Linked DNA regions of Homo sapiens: region 1 is linked to region 2. Evidence: read pairs that join two places in POLR2A ChIA-PET (ENCODE). Cell type or tissue: OCI-LY7. All regions are shown on one strand. Links, peaks and the distances in the headings refer to the core of each region. The heading gives the core; the rest is flanking DNA. Region 1 overlaps ABTB2 (ankyrin repeat and BTB domain containing 2). Region 2 overlaps CAPRIN1 (cell cycle associated protein 1).

Region 1 (5,000 bases), core at 1-5,000, 59 kb after region 2:
TGGGTGGTGAGCTCATGATTGCACAGTAAGTGTCCGTCTGCTCCCTCCAGATAGTGTGTGCCTTGGGCAGGCCATGCCCAGGTCCCTCTGCCCTCCCCATGCAGGGCACTGAGTGAGTGCTCAGTAAGGTGAGGCACCAGCAGGAGCAGTGCCTGGAATGCCCCTCATACAGGGTTGGGGTTAGAGCACCAGGCAGGCAGGTCAGATCTTCCTGTTGGGATTCTTTGCTAAGGGATGGCCTCAGGGCAGCCCCTAGGGCCAGGCCTACCAGCCACCTTAGGCTGCAGCTCCCTTCCTGGCCTGGAAGGCTACCTCCTGCTGCATTTTAGGATTTGGTTTTGGCAAGGCCCAGTCTTGGCATCCGTGGCACATGGATCTCCCTGAGGCCACTTGAATGCATATGAGGCCACAGAAGTCAGATCAGAACGGCTCACCTGGAGCCTTGCTATGGGAGCTGGGCAGCCAGCAGGCAGAGGTGGGTGAATTTTGCACAGCCTGGCAGTCCCTAGCAGGATACAGGTCATGTGCCTCCTGGAGCCAGGCAGCCTGTGGGGCTAGAGGCTGCTTGAGGAAAGGCCCCAGACAGGACCACCTGTAGAAGGGCAGCAGGGTTTCCTTCTGTCCTGAGTGGGCCACTTGGAAGCTGATACTGCAGAAACCATGTGGGAAGGGCAGGGTTGGGGCCCTCTGGGCTATATGCTCAGTAACTTTTTTTTTTTTTTTTTGAGACAGAGTTTCGCTCTTGTCGCCCAGGCTGGAGTGCAGTGGCGCAATCTCGGCTCACCGCAACCTCCACCTCCTGGGTTCGAGCGATCCTCCTGCCTCAGCCTCCCAAGTAGCTGGGATTATGCAGCATGCACCACCACGCCCAGCTAATTTTGTATTTTTAGTAGAGATACGGTTTCTACATGTTGGTCAGGCTGGTCTCGAACTCCCAACCTCAGGTGATCTGCCCACCTCGGCCTCCAAAAGTGCTGGGATTACAGGCGTGAGCCACCGTGCCCGGCTGTGAGTAACTTTTTACATTGATTACATGTTGAAATAATATTTTGGCTATACTGTAAGTTCAAAAATATTAAAATCAATTTCACCTGCTCTTTATTTTTTATGTGACTAGTAGTAAATTTTTAATTACAATGTATGCCTCACACTGTATCCGACAGTACTGTCTAGATGTCCTTGGGCCTCTGTTTCCTCCTCCAGAAAACAAAATAATGATCCACACACCCCCACCCCACCCCGCCTGCATGAGAGTCAATGCGGTATTTAGGGGCTGCTGGAAAACTTGCAGGCTTTGTTAGGGAGCCCTGACCCCAGACTGATGGCTTCAGGCTGACCCCTCCAGGGAGGCCCGGAAAGTCGGAGCTGAGGTCTGGAAGCCCCATCTGAAATGATGCCCTGGATATGGCAAAATTCTGTACCCAGGAGACCCACGGGGCAAGGCCAGTGCCCTGGGCCTAGTTAGAACAGTCGGCCAGAACTTGGCAAGAGGCCCAGGGGAAGGCATGTGTGTGCTGTGGACCTGAAGCCTGTCCCCTATTTGCCCTCCCAGCAACCCCGGGAGGTGCCAAGGGGCTGCTGAGCCTGTTCTATGACAGATGCCCTCCCTTGGCCTGGCAGGTGAGCACAGGCGACTGAGCCCGCACAGGTCCCCTTACAGGCAGTGGTCACCCATGGCCACAAGTGCGCTCCCCAGTCTCCAGCGATCCCTGTAGCCCCTCTAGGACCTGCCTCCTGCCTGATCTGAGCATGACTCCACCTCCTGCTCCCACTCACCTGGACATGTTCCTAAAGCTGCCCATTCTCCAGTGAGTTGGATTAAGGGGTGAGAAAAGAGGGAAGGGGAGACGCCACCTGGCTTATGCCAGACCCTGGGCCTCCCCTCCTCCCACATCCGTCAGTTACCAAGTTCCAAGTCCCATCCACTCTTCCCTGGTCCATTTCCCTCCATCCCCCCAGCCACTGCCAATCCAGGTCACCACTGTCACTCAGTTGGATTCCTCAGCAGCCCCTAACTGGTCCCCTGGAGGTGGCCATGCCCCCTTCCATCCCTTCTTACCGCTGCAAATGCAAACTTGGCTGTTTTGCACATCCTGGGTTTGAATTCTGTCTCCATCACTTCCCAGCTATGTGACCTTGAGCAAGTTACTCAACCTCTCCATGCCTCTGACTCCTCTACCAAGAGGGGATAATAACATACCTACCTCCCTGGAACTGTGCTGTGAGGCCTCAATGGAAACCAAGCAAAGCACTTAGAACCCTGCCTGCCTAAGTGTTAGTAATGGTGAGTTCCTCCTACTGCTTAAAACCTTTTAGAGGCTGGGCGCAGTGGCTCACGCCTGTAATCCCAGCACTTTGGGAGGCCAAGGCGGGTGGATCACAAGGTTAGAAGATCGAGACCATCCTGGCTAACATGGTAAATCCCATCTCTATTAAAAATACAAAAAATTAGCTGGGTGTGGTGGCGGGCGCCTGTAGTCCCAGCTACTCGGGAGGGTGAGGCAGGAGAATGGCGTGAACCCGGGAGGTGGAGCTTGCAGTGAGCCGAGATCATGCCACTGCACTCCAGCCTGGGCGACAGTGAGACTCCGTGTCAAAAAAAACAAAAAAAAGCCATTTTAGAGGTGGCCCCATGTGCTTCTGTGAGACTCTGGGGTTTGCAATCTCTCCTATTATATCACAAACCACTCCTGTGCAGGGCAAGGCCCTAGACCCACCTGCCAGCTGCCTCCTGGCCTCAGTCCCAGCCCATAAGGGTCAGCTCTTGCAGCCCTGAGCCCACCACACAGCCTGGAGACCTGCAGTTGCTACTTTCTAGAAAGCTCCTCTCAGTGGGGTTCAGCTGAGATCCCAGCCAGGTCTTCCTCTGGACCTTGTCTGCCCTGACTGGAGTTTCTAGTATGTAACCTTGTATGTTCTGCAAAGCTTAAAGCCCGAAAGACCTGACTTTGATCTACAGTCAGGATGTGTGCCTCACGGCCACGTGTTTGACCAATGTGGCCGGGGTTTGATGCTTGGGAGAAGTGACGCAGCCTCCACCAGCACTTCCTAAACTGCACTGAGCACATGGCCACCTGGGGAGCTTGTGAAGATGCAGGAGGGCTGGGGTGGGGCCTGGGGCTCTGCATTTCCAACAAGCTCTCAGTAATGCCCATTGGCTGGGAGCCCACCCTGATAACAAGGACTCACACCCCAGCTGTGTGGCTTGTATCTGTCCTTGCACGTCTGTCTGCAGGCTGCCCAGACCACCTGTCCAGCGGTTAGAGCTCAGGACCCATGTGACAGGCTCTGAAGCTGCAGCCCCACAACGGATGGCTACCTCTGCACAGGGAAAGACCTGGATGCTCTATTCATTCAACAGAATACAGAAGGCACTGGGAATAGAGTGAACAATGACAACCAATGCACAGCTGCCCACAAGGTGGGCTCCTGGGGGAGGGTCATCCCTCTGAGAAGAGGGCGGCACCAAGACCCACACACCTGAAAAATGTGGTACTTCATGTCGCTGATCTCGATGGTCTTGCTGCTGTCCCCATCCTGTTCTGATTTATTGGTCATTAGTGTCTTGAACCTGGAGCAAAGGAGACAAAGCAAGGTGGGTTTTGAACCTTTTACTTCACCACTGTGTGGCGATGGCACCATCTGTCACCTGACCGGCTACCACAAGACGGAACATTTTAAAAATTACTGCTGTGCTCCTAAAATAATTTTCAGCAAGTGCCATTTTACACCATCTTAGGAAGACATCTGAGCTGAGCCCAATTCTGTCCCCACCACCCACCCTACAAGCGACCTGACGCCTGTGGCCAGAATGCTGACTCTTCATTCCAGGATATTTATGTTTTCTAATAATAAAAGCAATAACTAGGCCAGAAAGAACACCACCTCAGAGCCCCCCTTTCCTGCTGCCCTGGGTCCACCCCGTCTCATCCCGCTGTGGGGCGAGTGGGGCTCTGCTGCAATGTGACTGCAGTCTGAGGGGCAGAGGCTGCAGGGTACAGCCCCAGCGAGTCACTCTCTGTCACCTGGAATCTGAAACAAGGTGCTTCTGTGCCCCTGGGCTGGGAGTTTGTTATCTGAGGCTGCCTACCTGTTAGAAGCTGTCACCAGCAGGACTTTATGTGCATAAAACAGCTTTCCTTCCACCAGGAAGGTCACATCTGACATCTCCTTATTGTTCAAAAAGTGTGGATCTGTGAAAAGCGGGGAGACAGAGGGATATGGCTGAGGAGTCCCCTGCTGGGGTTTGCTTGAGTGTGCTGTGAGGTGCGTGTCTGGGGTTGGGGGTGGGACACAGAGGTGAGGAACAGAGAAACTGAGGCTGGGGCCTTGGCGCTTGGAAATGGAGAAAGATGACAAAGTGGGGAGGAAGCAGGAAAGGGAAGAGGGGGAGGACGTGTGGTGATGCAGGGCGCAGGGGGCGCGCCTTCACCTAGCCTGGCCGGCAGGGTCTTCCGGATCTCTGGGATGCTGGGGATGGGACTGCTGCCATAGCAGTGGGTGAAGATGGTAGCCAGTTGCTGGATGACGGAGTCGTTCTGTGGGGAGAGGAGAGAGGGCCTGTGAGCTGCCCGCTGTGGCTGGCTGTTCACAGATGCAGATACGTCAGGCTAATTTCAAAAGTCCAGGCCAGGAGTAGTGCAGCCGCTATCTTTTGTTCCTGCTGGATGTGGCTTGGCAAGAGATGCCTGTTCCTTCATCAGTGATTCCCGAAATGGCTTTTTTGGTCAGGTTCCAGCCCATGGCCCCTGCCCTCTACAGCCAGGCAGCGCAAGTCTAAGTCTGGGTGCTGTGTGTGTGTGTGTTGGGTGGGGGGGTTCCTGGGTGCTGGGGGCGAGCGTGCACGCGCGCGCGTGTGTGTGTGTATGTGTGTGTTGAGTGGGGGGGGGGGCCTGGGTGCTGGGGGCGGGCGTGTGTGTGTGTTGGGTGGGGGGGTCCCTGGGTGCTGAGGGCAGGCGTGTGAGTGTGTGTGCGTTGGGTGAGGGGGTCCCTGTGTCTGT
Region 2 (8,204 bases), core at 1,474-6,473:
CTTACAATTTTAAATTTTGGGAATATAATAAAAGGCAATCTATGTAAAAAGATGACACCGATGTAGTTGGTTTACTAAGTAATTCAAGAGGAGCAGTGGCTCTCTCTTTTTCTCTAGGTATTCCCTAGTGCTTTCATCGTAAAATAGGATTCTAACAACTATTAATGTATTTGGAGTTTCTTAAGGGTGTAAAATAGGTCAAGTAAAGATTTTCAAGAGTCATACAGCTGCTTTTCTCTCTGCCCCAAAAGGGGAGATTTGGGTTGGCCAGCAGCTTCTGACCCTTGTTGTTAGTGTGTGGGCCTTCCTTTGTTCTGTTGCCTTCCTCACCTCCCAAAGGTACTTTTAGCACCCTATTTTTTTCTCCTCTTTGAATTATAAACATTGTTCTGTAGTATTGAATTTTTGAAAATTTCTAGATTCTAGAACTCTGTCCATTGTGGATGGAGCTTGTATATATGTTAGTGTGTACCTTAGTCTAGAACCTTCAAGTGGGTTGAGTGCCAATGTGAGTACCATGTGATTGTTTTCTAAATTGGCTATACTTGCCATTTTAAATACTTTGAAATGGAATTTGGCATTAAGGGCTACAAGTCGAAGGCCTCTGCTGATTAAACTATGTAGTTGATGACATATTCTACCATCTAGCTGCTTAAATATGAGAGAGTGGTTTTGTATGTTTTACTAAGTAAAAAAAAGGATATTTAAAAGAATAAGAAAACTTCTACCACTAAGGAGCTTTATAATGAAAAGAAGTAATTAAATGGTACAAAATGGTAATGTACTAAGAGTAAATCTTTTGAGTTATTTTGGGTCTCTTGTGCTAAAAAGTAGATGCCTTTCAGAAGACGTTAATATAGCCTTTCAAATAATTTGTTTGGAAGGATCAATCATGCACCCTGCTTTCAAAGGTTTGGAATTGTGGTTGGAGAATTTTACCCCCAATAGCTGAGTCTAAGGGTAGGAGAAAGGTAAGAGACTTTATTCATGTGTAGTTTTTCTTATCATTGTATGCAAATTTAAGGATTAAACTTTAAGGAGACTGTATAAGACACTTCTTAAACTAGAAAGTGCGTGGGAGAACAAACGGTAATGAGCTGTTTATGTATATATCTTTTTCTTTTTTAAATTATAGTGGTTGGCACTTACCATGGTTCCCCAGACCAGTCCCATCAAGTGACTGGTAACCACCAGCAGCCTCCTCAGCAGAACACTGGATTTCCACGTAGCAATCAGCCCTATTACAATAGTCGTGGTGTGTCTCGTGGAGGCTCCCGTGGTGCTAGAGGCTTGATGAATGGATACCGGGGCCCTGCCAATGGATTCAGAGGTAAAAAAATAAAAAAGGAGGTTCTAATGACCTTTTACTAGTTCAAATTATTTTTTGATTTGTAAAATATATCACACAGTTTTTGGGAAGGATGTATCTGCATTAGCCTCCTATGTGCAATTTAAACAATGTATATTTTGGTACAATTTGTGTATTTGGTATAATTTGTTATTTAAATAACAGATCATGGAATTTTTGTTCATTTGGTTATGTCAAATTAATGTCTACCACTATCTCCTGGAGGATAAGTATTTTCCACATTACCAAAACTTACGGGGATTGTTTATTATATTTGTACAGATGTGTGTTTACATGCATAGATGGGTTAAAAGTTTATCTTCTGAGGGGCAGTTAGTACTTACAGAAATTTATAAACAGATTGGATCAAGATAGGAAATTGGAGATTAATTTGATTAACTAGCCTGGCTTATAATTTCTAGTTCTTCCCGTCTTCATTAATAAAAAAGTAAAAATTCCTTGTGAAGATAAGAAAATTATTTCTTTTCTTGTCCTAAATTTTAGGAGGATATGATGGTTACCGCCCTTCATTCTCTAACACTCCAAACAGTGGTTATACACAGTCTCAGTTCAGTGCTCCCCGGGATTACTCTGGCTATCAACGGGTAGGTAAAGTAGTTCTAAAGTGTAAACCTGAACTAAATATACCAATGAAAGTGACTTAGTGTTGTTGCTTAATGAACCTAAGTAACTAATTTGGCGTTAACTTTGTGGTGTCCAAGACACTCTGTTGAAACAAAAGCTTTTAGCACTCAACATCAGTACTCCTTTAGTAAAGCCTGTTAAAGACAGTGATTTCCAAGAGCAGAGAAATATATTTCACTGAATGTTCTTTGAGAATAGTAGAAGTACAACAATTACAGAACAAGGTGTAGCTGTGATAAACTGATACTGAAGTGTCTAAAAGATTAAGGAAGAATTCTGTATTGAGTGTTAGACTGAAAGAATAGATGGGTAAGCATTTTTTAAAAAGTACCTTTTCAATACTAACTAGCTTGTCTTTTAGGATGGATATCAGCAGAATTTCAAGCGAGGCTCTGGGCAGAGTGGACCACGGGGAGCCCCACGAGGTAATATTTTGTGGTGGTGATCCTAGCTCCTAAGTGGAGCTTCTGTTCTGGCCTTGGAAGAGCTGTTAATAGTCTGCATGTTAGGAATACATTTATCCTTTCCAGACTTGTTGCTAGGGATTAAATGAAATGCTCTGTTTCTAAAACTTAATCTTGGACCCAAATTTTAATTTTTGAATGATTTAATTTTCCCTGTTACTATATAAACTGTCTTGAAAACTAGAACATATTCTCTTCTCAGAAAAAGTGTTTTTCCAACTGAAAATTATTTTTCAGGTCCTAAAACCTGCTAAATGTTTTTAGGAAGTACTTACTGAAACATTTTTGTAAGACATTTTTGGAATGAGATTGAACATTTATATAAATTTATTATTCCTCTTTCATTTTTTTGAAACATGCCTATTATATTTTAGGGCCAGACACCCTTTAATGGCCGGATAAGCCATAGTTAACATTTAGAGAACCATTTAGAAGTGATAGAACTAATGGAATTTGCAATGCCTTTTGGACCTCTATTAGTGATATAAATATCAAGTTATTTCTGACTTTTAAACAAAACTCCCAAATTCCTAACTTATTGAGCTATACTTAAAAAAAATTACAGGTTTAGAGAGTTTTTTGTTTTTCTTTTACTGTTGGAAAACTACTTCCCATTTTGGCAGGAAGTTAACCTATTTAACAATTAGAGCTAGCATTTCATGTAGTCTGAAATTCTAAATGGTTCTCTGATTTGAGGGAGGTTAAACATCAAACAGGTTTCCTCTATTGGCCATAACATGTATAAAATGTGTGTTAAGGAGGAATTACAACGTACTTTGATTTGAATACTAGTAGAAACTGGCCAGGAAAAAGGTACATTTTTCTAAAAATTAATGGATCACTTGGGAATTACTGACTTGACTAGAAGTATCAAAGGATGTTTGCATGTGAATGTGGGTTATGTTCTTTCCCACCTTGTAGCATATTCGATGAAAGTTGAGTTAACTGATAGCTAAAAATCTGTTTTAACAGCATGTAAAAAGTTATTTTATCTGTTAAAAGTCATTATACAGTTTTGAATGTTATGTAGTTTCTTTTTAACAGTTTAGGTAATAAGGTCTGTTTTCATTCTGGTGCTTTTATTAATTTTGATAGTATGATGTTACTTACTACTGAAATGTAAGCTAGAGTGTACACTAGAATGTAAGCTCCATGAGAGCAGGTACCTTGTCTGTCTTCTCTGCTGTATCTATTCCCAACGCTTGATGATGGTGCCTGGCACATAGTAGGCACTCAATAAATATTTGTTGAATGAATGAATGAATGAGTACTGGTGGAATACTCCATTAGCTTTACTCTTCTTTTAGCTAAGAGAACATGAGCAAATTTGCGCATGACAACTTCCAGGACAGGGGAAACTTGAACACTGAAGAATTGACCTCTTAAGCCTAATAATGTGGTGACAGGCTGCCCACATGCTTCTTGACTTCAGATGAAAATCTGCTTGAAGGCAAAACAAATAATATTTGAAAGAAAAATCAAATGCCATTTTTGTCTTCTAGGTCGTGGAGGGCCCCCAAGACCCAACAGAGGGATGCCGCAAATGAACACTCAGCAAGTGAATTAATCTGATTCACAGGATTATGTTTAATCGCCAAAAACACACTGGCCAGTGTACCATAATATGTTACCAGAAGAGTTATTATCTATTTGTTCTCCCTTTCAGGAAACTTATTGTAAAGGGACTGTTTTCATCCCATAAAGACAGGACTACAATTGTCAGCTTTCTATTACCTGGATATGGAAGGAAACTATTTTTACTCTGCATGTTCTGTCCTAAGCGTCATCTTGAGCCTTGCACATGATACTCAGATTCCTCACCCTTGCTTAGGAGTAAAACAATATACTTTACAGGGTGATAATAATCTCCATAGTTATTTGAAGTGGCTTGAAAAAGGCAAGATTGACTTTTATGACATTGGATAAAATCTACAAATCAGCCCTCGAGTTATTCAATGATAACTGACAAACTAAATTATTTCCCTAGAAAGGAAGATGAAAGGAGTGGAGTGTGGTTTGGCAGAACAACTGCATTTCACAGCTTTTCCAGTTAAATTGGAGCACTGAACGTTCAGATGCATACCAAATTATGCATGGGTCCTAATCACACATATAAGGCTGGCTACCAGCTTTGACACAGCACTGTTCATCTGGCCAAACAACTGTGGTTAAAAACACATGTAAAATGCTTTTTAACAGCTGATACTGTATAAGACAAAGCCAAGATGCAAAATTAGGCTTTGATTGGCACTTTTTGAAAAATATGCAACAAATATGGGATGTAATCCGGATGGCCGCTTCTGTACTTAATGTGAAATATTTAGATACCTTTTTGAACACTTAACAGTTTCTTTGAGACAATGACTTTTGTAAGGATTGGTACTATCTATCATTCCTTATGACATGTACATTGTCTGTCACTAATCCTTGGATTTTGCTGTATTGTCACCTAAATTGGTACAGGTACTGATGAAAATCTCTAGTGGATAATCATAACACTCTCGGTCACATGTTTTTCCTTCAGCTTGAAAGCTTTTTTTTAAAAGGAAAAGATACCAAATGCCTGCTGCTACCACCCTTTTCAATTGCTATCTTTTGAAAGGCACCAGTATGTGTTTTAGATTGATTTCCCTGTTTCAGGGAAATCACGGACAGTAGTTTCAGTTCTGATGGTATAAGCAAAACAAATAAAACGTTTATAAAAGTTGTATCTTGAAACACTGGTGTTCAACAGCTAGCAGCTTATGTGATTCACCCCATGCCACGTTAGTGTCACAAATTTTATGGTTTATCTCCAGCAACATTTCTCTAGTACTTGCACTTATTATCTTTTGTCTAATTTAACCTTAACTGAATTCTCCGTTTCTCCTGGAGGCATTTATATTCAGTGATAATTCCTTCCCTTAGATGCATAGGGAGAGTCTCTAAATTTGATGGAAATGGACACTTGAGTAGTGACTTAGCCTTATGTACTCTGTTGGAATTTGTGCTAGCAGTTTGAGCACTAGTTCTGTGTGCCTAGGAAGTTAATGCTGCTTATTGTCTCATTCTGACTTCATGGAGAATTAATCCCACCTTTAAGCAAAGGCTACTAAGTTAATGGTATTTTCTGTGCAGAAATTAAATTTTATTTTCAGCATTTAGCCCAGGAATTCTTCCAGTAGGTGCTCAGCTATTTAAAAACAAAACTATTCTCAAACATTCATCATTAGACAACTGGAGTTTTTGCTGGTTTTGTAACCTACCAAAATGGATAGGCTGTTGAACATTCCACATTCAAAAGTTTTGTAGGGTGGTGGGAAATGGGGGATCTTCAATGTTTATTTTAAAATAAAATAAAATAAGTTCTTGACTTTTCTCATGTGTGGTTGTGGTACATCATATTGGAAGGGTTAACCTGTTACTTTGGCAAATGAGTATTTTTTTGCTAGCACCTCCCCTTGCGTGCTTTAAATGACATCTGCCTGGGATGTACCACAACCATATGTTACCTGTATCTTAGGGGAATGGATAAAATATTTGTGGTTTACTGGGTAATCCCTAGATGATGTATGCTTGCAGTCCTATATAAAACTAAATTTGCTATCTGTGTAGAAAATAATTTCATGACATTTACAATCAGGACTGAAGTAAGTTCTTCACACAGTGACCTCTGAATCAGTTTCAGAGAAGGGATGGGGGAGAAAATGCCTTCTAGGTTTTGAACTTCTATGCATTAGTGCAGATGTTGTGAATGTGTAAAGGTGTTCATAGTTTGACTGTTTCTATGTATGTTTTTTCAAAGAATTGTTCCTTTTTTTGAACTATAATTTTTCTTTTTTTGGTTATTTTACCATCACAGTTTAAATGTATATCTTTTATGTCTCTACTCAGACCATATTTTTAAAGGGGTGCCTCATTATGGGGCAGAGAACTTTTCAATAAGTCTCATTAAGATCTGAATCTTGGTTCTAAGCATTCTGTATAATATGTGATTGCTTGTCCTAGCTGCAGAAGGCCTTTTGTTTGGTCAAATGCATATTTTAGCAGAGTTTCAAGGAAATGATTGTCACACATGTCACTGTAGCCTCTTGGTGTAGCAAGCTCACATACAAAATACTTTTGTATATGCATAATATAAATCATCTCATGTGGATATGAAACTTCTTTTTTAAAACTTAAAAAGGTAGAATGTTATTGATTACCTTGATTAGGGCAGTTTTATTTCCAGATCCTAATAATTCCTAAAAAATATGGAAAAGTTTTTTTTCAATCATTGTACCTTGATATTAAAACAAATATCCTTTAAGTATTTCTAATCAGTTAGCTTCTACAGTTCTTTTGTCTCCTTTTATATGCAGCTCTTACGTGGGAGACTTTTCCACTTAAAGGAGACATAGAATGTGTGCTTATTCTCAGAAGGTTCATTAACTGAGGTGATGAGTTAACAACTAGTTGAGCAGTCAGCTTCCTAAGTGTTTTAGGACATTTGTTCATTATATTTTCCGTCATATAACTAGAGGAAGTGGAATGCAGATAAGTGCCGAATTCAAACCCTTCATTTTATGTTTAAGCTCCTGAATCTGCATTCCACTTGGGTTGTTTTTAAGCATTCTAAATTTTAGTTGATTATAAGTTAGATTTCACAGAATCAGTATTGCCCTTGATCTTGTCCTTTTTATGGAGTTAACGGGGAGGAAGACCCCTCAGGAAAACGAAAGTAAATTGTTAAGGCTCATCTTCATACCTTTTTCCATTTTGAATCCTACAAAAATACTGCAAAAGACTAGTGAATGTTTAAAATTACACTAGATTAAATAATATGAAAGTCTGGTTTTCTCACTGTCCTTGAACGCAGTCTGCTTAAGTTGTTAAAAACCATCCAGCAAAAGCTGTAGGTGAAGAAGTGCTACTGGTGTGAAGAGAGGAAAAGGTTTATAAAAGCAATCTGATAGCCTCATCTAATACACTTCTCAGCTTCTGCTACTAATATCCTACTTTTAACAAGCTGTTCTGAAGCTTAATCCAGTTACATAAGCAGTACGGCTGTTTTGAGTAGAGGCAGTGGAAGATCAGCAGTTTGTTCCTGATCATCTAGCAAAGGCATTTGTGTATTAATGCTTATTTGGAAATACCAATTTTAAGTACTGTGTTTAATAGGGAGACACACTGTATTAAGCAACTAAACTAAGGCTTTATTCAGCAAATTAGGGTATCCTTTGCCCAGCATCATGCCAAGCACTAGGCATTTAGTGGTGACAAAAATTACTGTGGTTTCTGCTTTCATTGAACTGTCTAATCAAAGACTGATGACACCAAAGTGTAGCAGATGCCATGATGGAGCAATGTGGTTGATGGCAGATATTAAAGCCATGACTGAGTGTATACCCTAGTTAAAATGATCAGGGGAGACTTAACTGAAAGGGGTAATTGAGCTAGATTTGAAGGATGAGGAGTAGCAGACTAGTCAAAGAAAGGGAGAGAAGAACATACCTAAACATCTGATCACCAGTGACTGAGAAAGTTATCAGGATCAAGTGGAAAGAGAAAGGACTAGCAGAGTTACAGGTTAGAGAAACAGGTAAAGGCTACTATGGACGGCATAATAGTTGCATCCCATGTTTTGTCTCTTAAGAACAGTTGCAAACTATTGAAGGTTTTAAAGCTGTGTGTTGGGCCGGGTGTGGTGGCTTGTGCCTGTAATCCCAGCACTTTGGGAGGCCGAGGCGGGTGGATCACGAGGTCAGGAGTTTGAGACCAGCCTGGCC

Evidence for each region. ChIA-PET counts read pairs that join two places held together with the same protein. Peaks named below come from ENCODE experiments on the same cell type or tissue, not always from the same donor. Only the 100,000 strongest peaks of a DNase experiment are listed, where the experiment ranks them.
Region 1: POLR2A ChIA-PET joins it to region 2 with 6 read pairs; 8 of 35 experiments call an interaction of 5 or more read pairs at or near these places.

The regions. Positions count from the first base shown.
Region 1 is chr11:34,155,816-34,160,815 of GRCh38, forward strand. It overlaps ABTB2 (ankyrin repeat and BTB domain containing 2), which reads right to left. Exons shown (of 17, transcript NM_145804.3): 12 at 4,433-4,538; 13 at 4,091-4,193; 14 at 3,481-3,571. Among named protein-coding and RNA genes, the nearest start is that of NAT10, 53 kb to the left of the region's middle. RefSeq lists enhancers at 1-242, 3,948-4,448, 4,449-4,949. In OCI-LY7, for the core only: no CTCF peak of the experiment used is centred there; a DNase peak (open chromatin) is centred at 2,996.
Region 2 is chr11:34,095,344-34,103,547 of GRCh38, forward strand. CAPRIN1 (cell cycle associated protein 1) reads left to right here. Exons shown (of 19, transcript NM_005898.5): 16 at 1,136-1,330; 17 at 1,853-1,953; 18 at 2,355-2,418; 19 at 3,960-7,267. The coding sequence ends at 4,024. Among named protein-coding and RNA genes, the nearest start is that of NAT10, 6.2 kb to the right of the region's middle. In OCI-LY7, for the core only: no CTCF peak of the experiment used is centred there; no DNase peak of the experiment used is centred there.